2 separate regions of the Homo sapiens genome follow, and region 1 is linked to region 2. Evidence: chromatin loops called from intact Hi-C (ENCODE). Cell type or tissue: CD4-positive, alpha-beta T cell. All regions are shown on one strand.

Region 1 (5,000 bases), 230 kb after region 2:
TGGAAGCTTTCATTGTCTTTAGAAGGTATTCTACATGGCAGACACACACAAGGACTACTGAGCAGAAGGCATAGCTGTGCAGATTATAGTAGTGATTCTTAATTTCTTCTACAGCAGAATCCTAATGGTGGAGGAAAATAAGAATGTACCATCTAAAGTGTGGCATTTCTTTTGGGCACTTGAGATATTGGTTAAGCATGTATATAAATCTTGCATTATACCATATATCTATCTCTTTAGTAATAGAACTAGTGGTTTTAAATTTCAAGGTGGTCAACTGAACACATACTACTTCCCCCCTTCCTCCGATTCCCACAAATCACAGAAAGGCTGATAGATCTGTGTGCATATCTCTCTCCTTTTCTGTGACCACACTTATACCTGTACCTGCTTGATAAAAACATAATGGAAAGGGAAGCCAGCAGGAAGAAGGTTTTGAAAAAAAAAAAGCTGGAATATGGAAAGCATAGGGAAACAGACTGTTCAACTGAGAAGGGAGAATTGCAGCCCCAAAACAGAGGGAGAGGAGTAATGCCCATCATGAGGTCTCTAAGAAACTCCAAACCCAATATCAATATACACAAGTTGCAATTCATGCAACATGAATACATACATGCAGCAAAGCAGACACAGGCCCTAGAGAAATATTTGGAAATGAGGCAAAGATCCACACTTGGAATGATTGGGTTTATGGGTCCTTCCTCTCTCTGTTCTCCCTTCCTCTCACCCCAAGCAGACTAAACAGGGCTCTTGAGATTTTAGTGCTGAGATCCCCACCAGGCTAAAATGAAGGACTGCCTCATAAGCAAAGGGGGAGATCTGCCTTGGGGAGATATTAATATTAGGAGATACTGGGAGACGATATTAGGCTTGGGAGATAAGGAAAGCAGAGACAAGGAGAGAAAGATGGTTCCAGACTTCCACTTCAGTCGCCGAGATTCAAAAATAATAAAAGAAAGTGAAACCCACTGAAATGTACTACTTTAGAAGGAAAATCCTTATTATTTGGCATTCGATGTGGGCTTTCTCACTTACTGGCTGCTCCGTGTGCATACATTCTATGAAGAAGCCTGCTGGCCACACATTCTATACTTCCACAGAGCTCTTGGTAGTTCTTTCATTCAAGGAAGGGGCATTTGGGGGAAACAAGCTGTTTACACTAATTAAATTAGTCCTTCATCTATACTTATGAACCAATAGGTGAAGATTCAAGAAAGAGAAAGAATGAGAAGAATAAACTAACGGGCAACTTTGGAGAAAGTGGAGATAATTTAGGGAACAGAAAGTAATTTTACAAAATTGAAATGGAATCCTCAGAGAGATCTGGGAGGGAAACACATTCCTAAAATAAAACAAGATACTCTAAAAAAAGGGATTAGTCAGAGATAAGAAACAGTCCCTGGAAATTAGTAATAATATAGACAAGGTAAGAGAAGTTGAATGAATGCATGGAATGATAGCATGGACAGGACTAAAGACTAAGTTGGTGTTCTGTACAACAAAGCTGCAGAATGCTTCCATATTGTAGAGGAATGGTCTTCATACTTAGCATACATGTAAGTCCTGGCATACGTGGAGACTTCCCAAGGGATACTTTTGAACAGTTTTAAAGGAAGTAACAAAGAAAATTCCAGATCTTGATCTGTGACACAGACTCTTTGCTAATATTTTTCTCTTTGAGAACATGTCTGTGGTCATGGTGGTTCTTCATTTCCGTTTGCTCTTCAAAAATGACCCTCTTTCTCTGCCACTCCTGGCTCTGCAGTTTGTGCCTGGCTGAGGAGGAGAGTGGGGGGTTTGAAATCCAGCCCTGACACGGCTGGTGACTTGGTGAACGCGTGCCACAGGTGTAGAGGCTCAGCAGATGATACTGGCAGCCTTGCTCTTATCCAAACCAGATCTTACTGTGGTGCATTGCCCCAGGATGCAAAAACCTCCAGGGTGCCAAACAAAGGAGCAGTTCCAAATATTGATCATGAACGCAGGAATGCTTGCAATGACTGACTGGTTAACAAATACTTTTTCAAGTCAGGTGATCTCCAATTCTTTGTTTTCAACAAAAGTGAAGGACAGGGTCAATGCCTACAGGCCAAAGATAACCAGGACATACCTGTAGTCAGACGCAATTGGGTTTACCACTTGTTCCAACAAGGGAGACCACACTCTGTGGGGAACCAAGGTTTCTCTTGGTAAAAGGATATTAGGAGGACTTGTCATAGGATTTGGGCTTATGTTAGAAAATTCTGGGGAAGGGTCAGTGAAGAAGGGTTTTGCTCTATTAGTTTTTAAGAGCTACTATAACAAATTGCCATAAACTGAAGGGCTTAAAGCAGCAGAAAATTATTCTCTCACAGTTCTAGAGGCTAGAAGTCTGAAATAAAGGTATCAACAAAGCCATGCTCATTCTGAAGGCTCTTGGGGGTAGGATTCTTTCTTGCCTCTTGGTAGCTTCTAGTGGTTGCCGGCAACCCTTGGGATTCCTTGGCTTCTTGTACTGCATCACTCTGATCTCCACCTCCTGTGTATCTTCACTTGGCTGCCTTCTCTCTGTGTATCTATATCTACATTTTTCTCTTCTTACAAAGGCACTAGTTAGTTATTGGATTAGGGCCTGTAGAATTCCAGTATGGCCTCATTTTAAACATCTGAGTCTTTATAAATGTAAAGGCCCAAATTAGGTAACATTCACAGATATTAGGCATGAGGACTTGAACATATTTTGAGGGGACACAATTCAATCCACAACACTGTGGATTAGGTGCTGGTAGGAAGCAGGGGCAAGTTTATGATGGATATAATAATAACATTATACAGGAGGCTGAGGCTGTCATTGGTAAAGGTGAAGCAGTTACACAGCTTAGCCTGGAGAGGGGGATATTAGATTATTTTTTGTGGTTTGGACAGCATTCTTGTGTGTTTTCAGACACGATTATGGCATCTCATTCCATAATGGATGCATCGTGACCTGGTCTGTAGTTGGTGGTCTGTGAAATTGTTTGTGTTCAACCGGAGAAGCAAATAGTCTGAGTCAGGTCGGCTCTCAGCGGAGAGCAGTCAGGGGCTATTTTGTTTTGTTTTGTTTTGTTTTTCAGAGACGAATTGTGTAGCAATTAATTGACCATTAGAAATAAGTTTTGGTGTTATTTCTATCATTTTATTTTGTGATGATTTCTACTTTAAAAAAACTTTTTATTTTGAAAAATTTCAAACATACACAAGAGGTGAAAGAAGGTATATGCCACCCAGCTTAAAATTACCAACATTCTATTTTCAAAATACTCTCCAACATTTTTTGTTGTTATTTTAAAGCAAACCCTAGACATCATATTGTTTCACAATAAACTCTGTAACACATAAGAACCCCAAATTACCCAAATCAATACTGCTAACCTACCCAAAGAAAAACCCATTACTTAATATCTTGTTCAATTGTCCTCAATGGTACTGATATTATCCTTTTACAATTGGTTTGTTCCGACAAAGATACAAGCAAGGTACAAACATTGCATTTGGTTACTGTGTCTCTTAAATCTCTTTAAATTTATAGCAGTTCCCTGAATCCTCTCTCTTTTATGCAATTTATTTTTGAAGGTCTGTAAGTTATTTTCCCTATAGAATTCCCCTGATTCCATATTTAGCTGATTGTATTCTTGTGGTGTTAACATGGTCCTTTATCTCATACACCTGTACTTCTTGAAAACTGGTATTTAAATCTAGAGACTCCATTAGATTCATTAGGTTGAAGTTTAATTTTTTTTTGAACAGGAATAATTCATAGCTTGTATATCATAACAGGAGATATGTATTTTTTGATTGTCAAAGTTGTGATCGATGGATTACTAGTCTGATTCGTCCATTATAAATTTTCCAATTAGTCTTTAGTGGTTTTAGCAATGATGGCCATTGCTAGATATATTGTTTTTTGAAGGTTGCAAAATAGTAATTTCTAATGTTATCATCCCTTCTGCATTTATTAGTTGTGATTATTCTATAAAAATTTTTCCTCATCAACTTTTTTATTACCCCAAAAAACAGTCCACAGAAAAGGCAGGATAAATACTTAATTCTTTTTCTTTATCAATTTTTCAAATAAGTTGTTTCCCTGGAAACCTCTAAGGTAATCAATGAGTTTTTTGTTTTACATTTTTTGGTTAATCATTGTATATTCATGAATTTAAAAATGTTTTATGTGTTTTGATCCATTCCAGTTATTATTATCATTCTTGCATTGTCCCATCTTTGGTCAATGAGATCCTCTTTAGTAACATTCTGATTATTGATATGGTCACATCAATTTTTGGTATTTTGTTGTGGCTATTTCAGATAGGACAGGATGTTGCAGGCTCATTTTATGCATTTCCTGCCCCAGACCTAGAACCAGCTCTGGTTACTTTCAGTAGGAAAAGGTACTTAAGACCACAGTCTGGGTACTAGAGGTGATCACTATTTTTAGGCTGTCAATGTCCCTTTTTAGAGGACAGAACTAAGAGATAATACCTAACTGAGAGAAGAAATCAGTATCAATAACATATTAAAAACACTATTAATCAATTTAAAAAAGCATAAGCAAGCCAAGAGAACATGGAGAAAAGATGTAAATAGGTATTTCACAGATGAGAAATCCTACAGTATAAACATTTGAAAAGACATTCAACCTCATTAGTAACCAGGAGAATACAATGGGATACCATTTCATACTCCTCAGACTGACAACAGTTATGGAACCTGACAGCATGGGCAAGGATGTGGAGCATAGGCAGCTCTTATACATTTGCAGGGGGAGTATAAATTACCACAATCACGGAAGAAGCATTTGTCCTTATTGAGTCAATATGATACGTATATGTACCTTGAGACCAACTCCTATATTCCAAGCCAAATAAACCAGGCACCCATTCACCTGGAGATCTGTGTAATAATGCTTATTGCAGCATTGCTTACAGTAGCAAATACTATATTAGAAACAACCCAAATACCTATCAGAAAGAGAATGGATGAAA
Region 2 (5,000 bases):
TCCAGTACCTGTTGTTTCCTGACTTTTTAATGATTGCCATTCTAACTGGTGTGAGATGATATCTCATTGTGGTTTTGATTTGCATTTCTCTGATGGCCAGTGATGATGAGCATTTGTTCATGTGTCTGTTGGCTGCCAAAATGTCTTCTTTGAGAAGTGTCTGTTCATATCCTTTGCCCACTTTGTGATGGGGTTGTTTGTTTTTTTCTTGTAAATTTGTTTGAGTTCTTTGTAGATTCTGGATATTAGCCCTTTGTCAGATAAGTAGATTGCAAAAATTTTCTCCCATTCTGTAGGCTGCCTGTTCACTCTGATGGTAGTTTCTTTTGCTGTGCAGAAGCTCTTTAGTTTAATTAGATCCCATTTGTCAATTTTGGCTTTTGTTGCCATTGCTTTTGGTGTTTTAGTCATGAAGTCCTTGCCCATGCCTATGTCCTGAATGGTATTGCCTAGGTTTGCTTGTAGGGTTTTTATGGTTTTAGGTCTAACATTTAAGTCTTTAATCCATCTTGAATTAATTTTTGTATAAGGTGTAAGTAAGGGATCCAGTTTCAGCTTTCTACATATGGCTAGCCAGCAACACTGTCTCTTAAGATAACATATTTCAGAGATATTTTAGAGCACTATAATTATAGACTACAGTGTCATGTTGATTTTATAACACATTCTTAGGGTTTGTGTAGGTGTTTAAGATGTATAAACTAAATTTCTTATAAGACCTTGAGGTTAAGCTAGCAAGGTAGAGTTGTTTAAATTCAGGAGGAAAACGACTTGTTCTTAAAAGTCTTTTTTTCATGTAACTTCCCCATGTTTCATTTCTAGAGATAAACAGTAAAATACTCACAACCTGAGTATACAGCCCAATGACTTTTTTTTTTTGAGACAGAGTCTCACTCTGTTGCCCAGGCTGAAGTGTAATGGCACGATCTCAGCTCACTGCAGCCTCTGCCTCCCAGGTTGAAGTCATCCTCCTGTCTGGGATTACAGGCACCCGCCACCACGCCTGGCTAATTTTTATATTTTTAGTAGAGATGGAGTTTCACCATGTTGGCCAGGCTAGTCTTGAACTTCTGGCCTCAAGCGATCTTCCTGCCTCAGTCTCCCAAAGTGCTGCGATTACAGGCGTGAGCCGCCACACCTGGCCTCAGTGTATGACTTTCAACCATCACTTAACTTCTCTAAACTTTAGTTTTCTCATCTTTCCAATGGGGATAATAATACTTGCCCTACCATCCTGTTGTCAGAAGCAAAAAAAAAAAAAAAAGCAGGAAATTGGAAAGCACTTCATAAATAAGATATAAGCAGAAGGGAGTGAACATACAGTGCCTACCATGAGACAGTCCTCACTGATAATTTTATATTTAACTCTCAAACTTCTCAAGATGAGTGGTATCATTGATTTTGCAAAGGGAAATTGTTTTTCTTCTTGGTTTCCTATAGACAAAGATTTTTTTTCAAAGAAGTTAAAGGAAAAGAGGACAGAAGCATAAAACAGAAGGGCTAGCAGAGGTTGCAAATAAGAGGCATATGGGCTGAATCCGACTTGCAGTTCTGTTTTATGTGGTTAGCATGATTTTTTTTCTTTTTTAATGACTAAGTTGACAATATTTAAAAATTGAGAAATACCATATGGAGAACAGCCTGGATTCTCTTGGGCCATGCTCCCACATAGCAGCAGTTGGCTGGACTGAGCACTGGCCGCCCCCTTTAGATGTGGCCAATATTGTCTTTCCAGTTTGGCCGCAGTCCCCACTCCTCCCTGTTACCTTTCACCTAGACATCTTGACTTCTTTTAACTCATCTGCCTGGCCCCTGTAGGCCTTGTGGCTCTTGGTTTGTGGGGTGTAGTCCCTGAATCTAACTGAAGTCTGGCAACAGGTTAGGACCCTGACACGGATGCCTGGATTTGATCTTGTCATCTCAGGGCAGACATCATCCTTGCCCCTCGGTATCGAATCAAGTTATGACTCCTGTTCTCCTTCACCTGAAGTTCATGCCTGCTTGGTACTGCCAGCTGCATTGGCATTCCCTATGTGAAGGAAGCACATAGCTTGGACCTGGAGGCTCAGCGGAGTGGGCTCAGCAGGGTGGTGTCTCACTTCTTCTCTGTCTGCACAGGTAGGTTCCCCTAGAGAAATGGTCTTGCTAAATCCCATCTCCATGTTCACACATCACCAGGCATCTATGGACAGGCTCCGGGCATAGGGAATTGCAATGCCTGCTCTGCCCATCTAAGCATAGGACTCTCCTGTCCACTTCCCCACCAAGTGATCGGACGTCGTGGTGGGGTGGGGCAGGAATCTGGGAAAGCTCCGGTCTCCTCAGCATGGAATCTGTCCTTTGGGACCCAGTCACATCTTGGCTTGGGCTCTTTCTTGTCATATCCCTAAGTGAACATGAATGTAGCCAACAGTTCTGGAGTTTCCCTCTGCTTTCCACATGCAAAGCCTGCATCTTTGGGCTTTCAACATCCTAAGAGGCAGTTAGTTGGATGTAAAACTCCTTTTGCAAACCCCAGAGTTGACGCTGAGGTGCTCTTATTTGAATTGCTACTGTGCAAAGCATCACTTCTTTGTTATTGTTTACTCTTGCCAATAGATGGCACTAACATATTTCATATTTGCCTTTTTGGCTGTCATTCTTTTGTACTTTCCAGGAGGATGGTCACTGCCAGTTCTTGTTCTTCAGGACCCTAACAACTCACTTTCTCTTTTTTTTTCCCCACAATGCAACATTCAATAGTGGTTTGGGCTCAGTGGACATACTTCCAGATTGTATGAAACTGCAATTCTTGAGCTATAGTTTTGGGGTGTTGGAGAAGATGGGGAGCAAGTTGTCTTTAGTTTGGTCGGTCACCTAATAGAAGAAACAGATGGCTCCAGGATGATTCTCTGGAAAGGTCCAGGGCAGAGTGGAGTGGTTGAGGCAGCCCACTCCCCAGGAGCCCTGTGGTCTGACTGAGGAGGAAGGGGAAATTCCTAGAAGGATGCCACCTCTCTCAGCCTGTGGTTATTAAGGGCTAGGTGGATGCTGGAGGAGTGGGAGCTGGGGAGGTGCTAGATGGCCTGAGGAAGACTCCTGTGGAGGAAGGGGTCAGATTCTTTGAGGATGGGGTGGCCTGCCAGGCCTAAGGAGAGGATCCCGGGGATACCATGTGGTGCCTTGTTTTGTACTTTGCAGGTTTCTGCATATTCTCACATCAGTGCCATGGGTCTTAAGAACAACCCCTGGGGCTAGGAGGTCTCTGTTCCTAGAGGCCAAGGCAAGATTGTGGGGGGTCAGCCAGCAGAGGTCACTGGGGATGGTTTCCTGCTGGACTAACCCGAGAGAGGCCCATCTGGAAGCAGAGGGTGGGCTGGCCTGGGGTCACAGCAAGAGTTAGTGCAGGACAGGCCTAGGTTCTCAGATCTCCTGTTTCTAATCCAACTCTGCCTCTGAGTGTCATGCGGGACCCCTATTGACTTCAGTGGGGATGGCACTAGGTTCAAAAGGCGGAAGAAGAGACCCAGAGCCAGCAAATGAGACACAGGGTTTATTGAGAGGACTGACTTACAGGGTGATCCAGTGGCAGTGGGCTGGACAGGAGAATCCCAATCGCTTGCAAAAAGCCTGCAGTTGATAAATCACCTTCACTTAGCACCTGCTCCTACATGGCAATCCTCATTTAACTCAAAGCAAAGGGCCTCAATCCCTTGTGTGGTCCATGTTCCACAGGATGGGCCAGGGGTTCACATGTTCCTTATAGACAAGGAATGAATCTCTGGATTCCTTAGCTCGGAATTCTGAACACACATTCTTCTTCTGAAGTTATTGCTGTCAGGTGCACCTACACTGAATGCTGCCAACTGCCAGACTTAGAGGAGTAATTGGCTGAGGGATTCTGGCTTCCCCATCATAAATTCCAAAAAAAGCAGGAGATCTCATTAAAAAAAAAAAATTGACTATGATGCTCATAGATGACTTTTCCACATTTTCCATGATCGATTTGGAAGTTGGTTGAAGATGGAGATCCTGACATTCTATTTTTCCTCGATAGTCTTGGTTTAAAATAAAGGCCTAGGAAAAATATGTGAACTTTCTGAAAGAGAACTCTTCCCTTTCTCGTCAGGAGATCGAGACCATCCTGGCTAACACGGTGAAACCCCGTCTCTACTAAAAATACAAAAAATTAGCCAGGTGTGGTGGCGGGCGCCTGTTGTCCCAGCTACTCAGGAGGCTGAGGCAGGATAATCACTTGAACTCGGAGGGCAGAGGTTGCAGTGAGCCGAGATTGCGCCACTGCACTCCAGCCTGGGCATCAGAGCGAGACTCTGTCTCAAAAAGACAAAAAAAAAAAAAAAAAAAAAAAAGAAAATTTGAATAGAGCCTTTCTAAGAGCTATGTAGATATAGACTGGCATCTTAAGATTCACATGGGGCCAGGCGCGGTGGCTCACACCTGTAATCCCAGCACTTTGGGAGGCCGAGGCGGGCGGATCACGAGGTCAGGAAATCGAGACCATGGTGAAACCCCGTGTCTACTAAAAATACAAAAAATTAGCCGGGCGTGATGGCTGGCGCCTGTAGTCCCAGCTACTTGGGAGGCTGAGGCAGGAGAATGGTGTGAACCCAGGAGGCGGAGCTTGCAGTGAGCCGAGATTGCGCCACTGCACTCCAGCCTGGGCGACAGAGCGAGACTCCGTCTCAAAAAAAAAAAAAAAAAAAAAAAGATTCACATGAAGTCTAACCTTTTGGGAGCAATTTGCTTTTATCTCAGTCTTTTGCTTTTTTACATAATTTCCCAACACTGCTATGTATTATTTCCTGTTCTTAGGCATGGTTGGGCTGAAGTGCTGCAGTTACTGTCGGTACCCTGGGAGTCTGACACGTCTATTCCTTGGATAAACCATGTCCCGGCTTTCACATAGGCGTCAATACAGATGTTGTACGTGGACCGTGTCTTCACAAATTAGAAGTCTGGGTGGGTTCTTAGCTCTCTCGGGAGTGTCTTTTGCAGTTATT

Evidence for each region. Hi-C counts contacts between places; a loop is a spot of excess contacts. Peaks named below come from ENCODE experiments on the same cell type or tissue, not always from the same donor. Only the 100,000 strongest peaks of a DNase experiment are listed, where the experiment ranks them.
Region 1: a loop joins it to region 2, with 2.9 times the contacts of the local background. A loop is called at or near these places in 20 of 110 quality-filtered maps.

Annotation. Positions count from the first base shown.
Region 1 is chr2:84,629,146-84,634,145 of GRCh38, reverse strand. The region is part of intron 29 of DNAH6 (dynein axonemal heavy chain 6); the gene reads right to left. Among named protein-coding and RNA genes, the nearest start is that of DNAH6, 120 kb to the right of the region's middle. In CD4-positive, alpha-beta T cell, CTCF peaks have their summits at 2,686 and 2,888; a DNase peak (open chromatin) is centred at 2,875.
Region 2 is chr2:84,862,947-84,867,946 of GRCh38, reverse strand. All of the region lies in intron 2 of TRABD2A (TraB domain containing 2A), which reads left to right. Among named protein-coding and RNA genes, the nearest start is that of TRABD2A, 16 kb to the left of the region's middle. In CD4-positive, alpha-beta T cell, CTCF peaks have their summits at 2,419 and 2,618 (motif pointing right); a DNase peak (open chromatin) is centred at 2,616; H3K27ac peaks cover 1,290 bases.